Linked DNA regions of Homo sapiens: region 2 is linked to region 1. Evidence: read pairs that join two places in POLR2A ChIA-PET (ENCODE). Cell type or tissue: PC-3. All regions are shown on one strand.

Region 1 (4,000 bases):
TGTATTCTGCATGTTTACACACCATTGACATCATCCAATTCTCTGAACAAGACCATCCGTATTATGTATGTATTATTCATGTGGTTAATAAGCATGGACAGAGGGCACATTGTTTACTAGGTTAAGCTCAGGCTACACAAGAAACATAAAAGGTAGTCCTTAACTTTAAAGCATTTACAATTATAGTCCAGGGTGTGTTTATATCTGGCCATAGGAAGTCTTTAAGGATGATGCAAATTTGTTCAAAGGGAACTCTTCAGATTATGGTTAATGCAGTGGGAGTTCAGACAAGGATAAAACTGTTATGAAATGGAGGATCTAGAAACAATGTAGTGTAGAGGGCAAAATATAAGCTTTAGTTCTGGACATGCCTGTGATCATATTCTTACTCACCTATTATAAGTTACATGACACAGTACATTTCTAGACCTCTGGAGTTCCCAGGTTTAGTATCTACCAAGTAGAATTCACAATATCTATTCTGCAGAACTGTCAACGTGAATAAAAAGAGAAGATGTATCTCCACGGCCTGTCACCCACTAGTTTGAGTTCTAGTATCTTCCCTCCCTTACCCCACTGGCTTTTTCTGATTTGTAAGTGCGTTAGATTTCTTCTGTGTTTCAGTGGGTCTGCTCATCCAGATGTCCCCATTATAGGTTGGGTTCTCCAGGAGGAAGACAGGGATGGAGCTAGAAGCACAAGAAATTTTGGAGGAGTAATACCTGTGGAAGGAAAAGTAAGGAAGAAGCAGAATTGGGCAGAGGGAGCCATCAGAATGTGACACAGATCTGTCAAAAGGTTCTCCCAGGCCAGTGTGGAACTTTATGCAAGGTGTTTCTGCTGGAAGAGTTGAACAAAATATGGCTGGGAGCTAAACCAACTATTTTTCCCAGCTACTGGCTGTGGGCATCTATAAGAAGCACATTCCCTGGCAACTATCACCACCTCAGGCTGAGGGCCACCCCCAAGAATATATGACCCAGTTAGGAGGCTGAAGGAGTTAACAGCTGGAGGCTGTCAGCTAACCAGAGGCCCTGTAGCTGGCCAGAGTTGAGCCTATATGATATGTCTTCACATCTCCCCCTAAATGTTTGGTATAACAGTTTCAGTCTCCTAAATTTTCTGGCTTAGTATGTGGGACTGAATTAGATAATGGGGAAAATCAAATGAATTATCTAATCATTAATTGAATCTCACCTATAATTCTCTCAATTTCCTCTCATGCTTTAGACATGAGTAGTTTTCAACTATTATATTTATATTTCATAGATCTCAAGAGCTTTTAAAAACCACCTGTTCCTACCATCTACCAGGAACAATTAATTTGGGTCTCTGCACATGAAGTCAGAATCCAGGCATTTATAATGTTTTACAGCCCCAAGATGAGTCTAAGATGCAGCCAGGCAGAAGGTCCACTGCATCTACTTAAGGTTATGACCTATTAGGGGTGCCTTTTCATGCATGGAAAGAAGAGCTTCCAGGATGAAGGAAGGGCTCTTGGCTACGGCATCCTCATCCTCCTCACCAGCATGGTAACAATGATGAAGACACAAAAAGTGCTTCCCTTGCCTAGGCACTGTGCTAAACACTTTACAGACTTTACATAAAGGCTTTAGGAAGTTAAGGAATAGTCACCAAGACTCAAAGCTCCTTCATCATGGACCTCACTGTTGGCATCTTTGGTGATGTGGACTAAAATCAATAGCACCTAATTGTTGGTCAAAGGATCATTCTAGATCTTTGAGTTAGATTTACCTGGAATTCTTGTTGATGACAGTCTCCAGGCCCACTGCAGACCTCCCAAATCCCAGTCTCTGGGGCTGCACCTGAAAGGTTCATCTCAGCCTTCTCCCTGAGTAGCTTCTCTAGTCATAAAGCCTGGGAACCACTCTGCTGTATTTAGGGCTCTCCTCCTGTCACGCCTTCCTTTCAGATCCCTGCCCCACCCCACCTCACTTCAGCTTCTCACCTCTTGGGCAGCTTTCAGTGGAGTGGGCAGCAAGAGAGGTGCATAGAAAGTTAGGGGTCACCTGTCTGCTCTGGACACCTATACACAATAGAATTTTTAAACATGATTATTCTGCTGTTCCTTGGTGATAACCAGGAAAATTGAAAGATAAATTTCAACCCTGAGCGCAAAGATTGACTTCCCAGGCATGACTCTACACTTGTGAAATCCTTATGTGTTCATTCATTAAGGCTTGATCAATAGCCTAGTGTGTCCATAGAGTATGAAGGTGTCATGGATGACGATTCGACTCAGCAAGTCATGCAAAGAAAAGCTTACATCACACAAAAGACAGACATTTAGCCTGCGATTGACCCAATACAGTATCTTAATTGAAGGAAGAATACCTTCCGTGAGCACACGGACTTTGGGAGCACTGAGCTGGCCTGGGAGGTGAGAAAAGGTTCCCCCTCCACCCAAATCAGAGGCCTGGGAGCTGGCTCTTGGGGGATGGGGAGATGGCTGCCTGGCAGAGAGAGCACAGAACATGCAAAGCATGCAGCTCTAGAAAGTCTTGGGGTGTTCTGGAAAGGGGGAGACATTGAAATGACCTGCAGTTGTGGGTGAAGAGACAGCAGATGAAACTGAAAGATAGGATAGTCAGATTGAATATTTCATCCTAGCAAATGAATTCAGAATTTTAGATGCATGGACAGATTTGGTCCAAAGGGAGATGTTGATCTCCATTTTGGATACACTGAGTTCCAATTGCATGTGGTAGGTCTAAGAGTCAGCTGGAAATCCTTCTATGAAACCTGAGAAGGTTTGGATCAGTAATAGGAGCCTCAGGTTGTCTCTGAAGCCGTAGAAACGGGCAAGATCATGTCTGAAGAAAGCGGGAGAAAACTCTAGCTACCAAATAGCTTGGAATGTCATCATTCCAAGTTTACAATTGGTATAATACAGCAACTCCGAAAATGACAAATTAACTTTCTTATTCCATAGAGTACACAGTTCTCTTTTTTCTTTCACATTAATGATGTGTAAAAGTGCTTTGCATAGATTTTTCTCAACCATCCCAACCCACGCTAATGGGACCAGATGCAGTATAAATTTCACTGCTGGGGGTGAGAGGGTAATTTAGACTCTGGATGCCTGCCTGGTGACTGTCAGAGCAGGGCTGCCAATGTTACCAACTGGGTGGTTGCTTTGTAATTTAGATACAATAAATCTAAGGCAAGTAATTTCCCTTCAGAACCTTGAATTGCCTCCTTAACAGAATGATTTTCAGTCTGGCTGAAGTTACATTTTAAGCTATGGGGCTGGAAGAGCTTTTAGAAAGGATACCCAGAGGACTCTATTGATTGCACTCTTGTTTTAAATACAATTGGGTTTCCATTCACAGGAAATGTAGTGGCAAATGTCTTTTATGCTATCAACTTATGATTTTGAGTACTTAAAGGAGTATTTTGCTTTGTGTTTCAGTAAGGCAGTAGGAGCCTCTGTAAAAGAGATATCATTTCCCCTCCTGGTTTATGTGTGTTGACTATTCATAGAAGCAGGGAGCTTGTTGATTTTAGACAAAACTTGAATAGGACTTACCATCTGCATGCTAAACAGTAGCAGTAAAATAATAATAGAAAATTCTTATGCAATGTGTTCTGTGTGCTAGGCACCACCCAAGCAAACACACAGATAAACTCACTTAGTGGCCCCCAACCCTGTGAACTGGGCACTGGGGAGAAGGAGACACAGAGATGTCAATGAACTGCTCTTGGCCACACAGCCTGTAAGTGTGGAAGCCAGGAGTCTAACTTGGGCTGTTGGGTCCCAGGGTCCACACATTGTACCAGGTGCTCTGCTTAAGAACCTACTGTGTGCCTGACTCTGTTCTGGAAGCCAGCAAGGTCACAGTGAATAAGGCATTCTAGGTTACCCAGCACCTGATTTTCTGGAACTTACATGTCAAAGGTGTGGCATAGGGGAATGTGGTTTGAAATAATGCCTTAAGATGAAAGAATGCTGCATGTAATTTATGCCAAATAATGTTTG
Region 2 (4,000 bases), 110 kb after region 1:
ATTCGTATGAGCCAATTCCTCATGATAACTCTATCTATCTACATATGTACCTCCTACCAATTCTGTTTCTCTGGAGAACTCTCATATTGAACCAGTATAGCCCCCTGCTTTGTGAAAGTAAAAAGAAAGGAGAAAAAGGATGAGATTATTGAAGAGAAATATCTAAAGTTGAATAGGACTTTAGTTCATCAGTTCAGCTGTGGCTTCTGTCTTACCCAAAACCACCGTTGGTTAAAAAAATCAATACCGTGAGCTAACACACAAAAATAAATCTAGTCCTTCTTTCCTCTTTCAAATTTTGAATACCTTTTCATACTTGCTTTGGGGGCTCAACTTTGAAATTATAAATCTCCTGTTCTCCAATTCTTTTCTCAATATTTTACTTTTCATAGAGAAAACGTATGAAGGCTTCTTTGTAATCTTAAGGAGGCATGAAAAAATATCATTAAAACAACATGGCAAAAAGTAAACTAGAGCTGTGACAAAATTATGGAGCCACAATAATGTCAAATAGGGAGACACTTAATATATTATGATATGATGTGGTGGAAGAAAAAAATTCTAAAAATTATATGCTGTGGGTGATCCTGGGGAGACCATATTTGGGTAATATATGGAACACTTACGTCTCTTTTCCAAGCCCATGTAGAGTTGGTAGGTGATCTGGCAGAGATAGAAGTGCAAGCAAACCACGGTAAAAGTGGTCCATGGTCTCATAGAGACTTTTACAGAGGCTATGAGGGATAGAAGATGATGAAACGGAGGGATTTGGGAAAAAATTTCACAGAAGGGTTGGAACTCCATCTGGGTCTTTAGGAGTTGTTAGAGTGTTGTAAGGAGATGTGGTAAGGATGCTCTGGGCAGCTGCACAGCATGTACAAAGCAAAGAGCTGCCAAGAGCATTGCTTGTTTAAGGACTAATGAAAAATTGTGTGCTGGGAGCATGGGGTACATGGAGCGGAGAGGTGGAAAATGAGATCGTGGTTCACATATCTGCCAATCTTGAATAAGCAACACCCCTGACCACTTTGGTATAGAGAAATTGTGTGAGCAACAAGGTTTACACCAGTCATCAAGAGTTGAGCTTGGGTTGAGATTGGGAGATAATGGGCTGAGGATGGAGTTGGCATGACCTCACTCCAGGTTCTGATTAGCACAGTGGCAGTAGTAATGACAGACACTTGGAGTCAGACTCCTTAGCTTACTGCTCCACTCCTCAGCTTACTGCTACACCCCAGTTTGCACCTTAGGTGCACCTGATGCTGGCACAGAGACATGCAGAGAAATTTCTTCTTCATCTATAGCGTCTGGAGAGAGTTAGGGCAGGGGAGACAGGGAAATAGAAAAACAGAGTAAGAAGCAGGAAGTCTGCTTGAGCTTTTGAGTCACAACGTTATAGGTGCCCATAATCCACAGAATATACTTATTTGATCATCTCAGGTATCATTCTCCTTGGAAAATGATTTTAAATTGCTCAGGCACCTGAACAACACAAATAAATTTTAACTAATGTTCCCTTTCAGATTAATTACTCTGAATGAATTGCATATTTATAGAGTAAACAAATCTAATGATTTGTAAAATTCTAGCCTGCTGTGTGTTTTCACTGTTTCTCCTTGAAACTGCTGCTGTCTTTTGTATTCATTTATGTCAGCAAATATTTTTCCTCCCAGGTAATAAAGCTATCAATTCATGAATCTGGGCTGAATGGAGACTAATTTTTTATTTAAATGTGAGCATTGTAGAAAGGTGATGATGGTTCTCCAGGTACCATCTCTAGAGCTGTGTCCCGGACACGTGAAATTGATAAGTGCCATATCCCCCCTCAGTCTGTGTGGCAAGATGTTGAGGAGAGCTTTCTCTTTTTTTTGAGAAGGAGTCTCCCTCTCTTGCCCAGGCTGGAGTGCAGTGCCTCGATCTCTGCTCACTGCAACCTCCGCCTCCTGGGTTCAAGCGATCCTCCTGCCTCAGCCTCCTGAGTAGCTGGGATTACAGGCACGTACCACCATGCCTGGGTAAGTTTTTTTGTATTTTTAGTAAAGACGGGGTTTCAGCATGTTGGTCAGGCTGGTCTCAAACTTCTGACCCTGTGATCCGCCTGCCTTGGCCTCCCAAAGTGTTGGGATTACACATGTGAGCCACCACGCCCAGCCACAGAGAGCTTTCTTTTTTTTTTTTTAATTTTTTTTATTATACTTTAAGTTTTAGGGTACATGTGCACATTGTGCAGGTTAGTTACATATGTATACATGTGCCTTGCTGGTGTGCTGCACCCACTAACTCGTCATCTAGCATTAGGTATATCTCCCAATGCTATCCCTCCCCCCTCCCCCCACCCCACCACAGTCCCCAGAGTGTGATATTCCCCTTCCTGTGTCCATGTGATCTCATTGTTCAATTCCCACCTATGAGTGAGAATATGCGGTGTTTGGTTTTTTGTTCTTGCGATAGTTTACTGAGAATGATGATTTCCAATTTCATCCATGTCCCTACAAAGGACATGAACTCATCATTTTTTATGGCTGCATAGTATTTCATGGTGTATATGTGCCACATTTTCTTAATCCAGTCTATCATTGTTGGACATTTGGGTTGGTTCCAAGTCTTTGCTATTGTGAATAATGCCGCAATAAACATACGTGTGCATGTGACTTTATAGCAGCATGATTTATAGTCCTTTGGGTATATACCCAGTAATGGGATGGCTGGGTCAAATGGTATTTCTAGTTCTAGATCCCTGAGGAATCGCCACACTGACTTCCACAATGGTTGAACTAGTTTACACTCCCACCAACAGTGTAAAAGTGTTCCTATTTCTCCACATCCTCTCCAGCACCTGTTGTTTCCTGACTTTTTAATGATTGCCATTCTAACTGGTGTGAGATGGTATCTCATTGTGGTTTTTATTTGCATTTCTCTGATGGCCAGTGATGGTGAGCATTTTTTCATGTGTTTTTTGGCTGCATAAATGTCTTCTTTTGAGAAGTGTCTGTTCATGTCCTTCACCCACTTTTTGATGGGGTTGTTTGTTTTTTTCTTGTAAATGTGTTTGAGTTCATTGTAGATTCTGGATATTAGCCCTTTGTCAGATGAGTAGGTTGCGAAAATTTTCTCCCATTTTGTAGGTTGCCTGTTCACTCTGATGGTAGTTTCTTTTGCTGTGCAGAAGCTCTTTAGTTTAATTAGATCCCATTTGTCAATTTTGGCTTTTGTTGCCATTGCTTTTAGTGTTTTGGACATGAAGTCCTTGCCCATGCCTATGTCCTGAATGGTGATGCCTAGGTTTTCTTCTAGGGTTTTTATGGTTTTAGGTCTAACATTTAAGTCTTTACTCTATCTTGAATTGATTTTTGTATAAGGTGTAAGGAAGGGATCCAGTTTCAGCTTTCTACATATGGGAAGGACCTCTTCAAGGAGAACTACAAACCACTGCTCAAGGAAATAAAAGAGGATACAAACAAATGGAAGAACATTCCATGCTCATGGGTAGGAAGAATCAATATCATGAAAATGGCCATACTGCCCAAGGTAATTTACAGATTCAATGCCATCCCCATAAAGCTACCAATGACTTTCTTCACAGAATTGGAAAAAACTACTTTAAAGTTCATATGGAACCAAAAAAGAGCCCGCATCGCCAAGGCAACCCTAAGCCAAGAGAACAAAGCTGGAGGCATCACACTACCTGACTTCAAACTATACTACAAGGCTACAGTAACCAAAACAGCATGGTACTGGTACCAAAACAGAGATATAGATCAATGGAACAGAACAGAGCCCTCAGAAATAACACCGCATATCTACAACTATCTGATCTTTGACAAACCTGAGAAAAACAAGCAATGGGGAAAGGATTCCCTATTTAATAAATGGTGCTGGGAGAGCTTTCTTAAACACCACTTTGTCCCTAATCCTCTCCTGCCTGCAGGAGTTTCTAACCAGATTCCAGGTGGTTGTGATCCTTAGAATATGATGCCATTGGCTCTTCACCTAAAGGGAC

The links. Peaks named below come from ENCODE experiments on the same cell type or tissue, not always from the same donor. Only the 100,000 strongest peaks of a DNase experiment are listed, where the experiment ranks them.
Region 2: POLR2A ChIA-PET joins it to region 1 with 9 read pairs; 2 of 35 experiments call an interaction of 5 or more read pairs at or near these places.

Annotation. Positions count from the first base shown.
Region 1 is chr5:8,382,958-8,386,957 of GRCh38, reverse strand. All of the region lies in intron 3 of LINC02226 (long intergenic non-protein coding RNA 2226), which reads left to right. Among named protein-coding and RNA genes, the nearest start is that of LINC02226, 73 kb to the left of the region's middle. In PC-3, no CTCF peak of the experiment used is centred here; no DNase peak of the experiment used is centred here; H3K27ac peaks cover 1,057 bases.
Region 2 is chr5:8,272,966-8,276,965 of GRCh38, reverse strand. No RefSeq gene overlaps it. Among named protein-coding and RNA genes, the nearest start is that of LINC02226, 180 kb to the left of the region's middle. In PC-3, no CTCF peak of the experiment used is centred here; no DNase peak of the experiment used is centred here.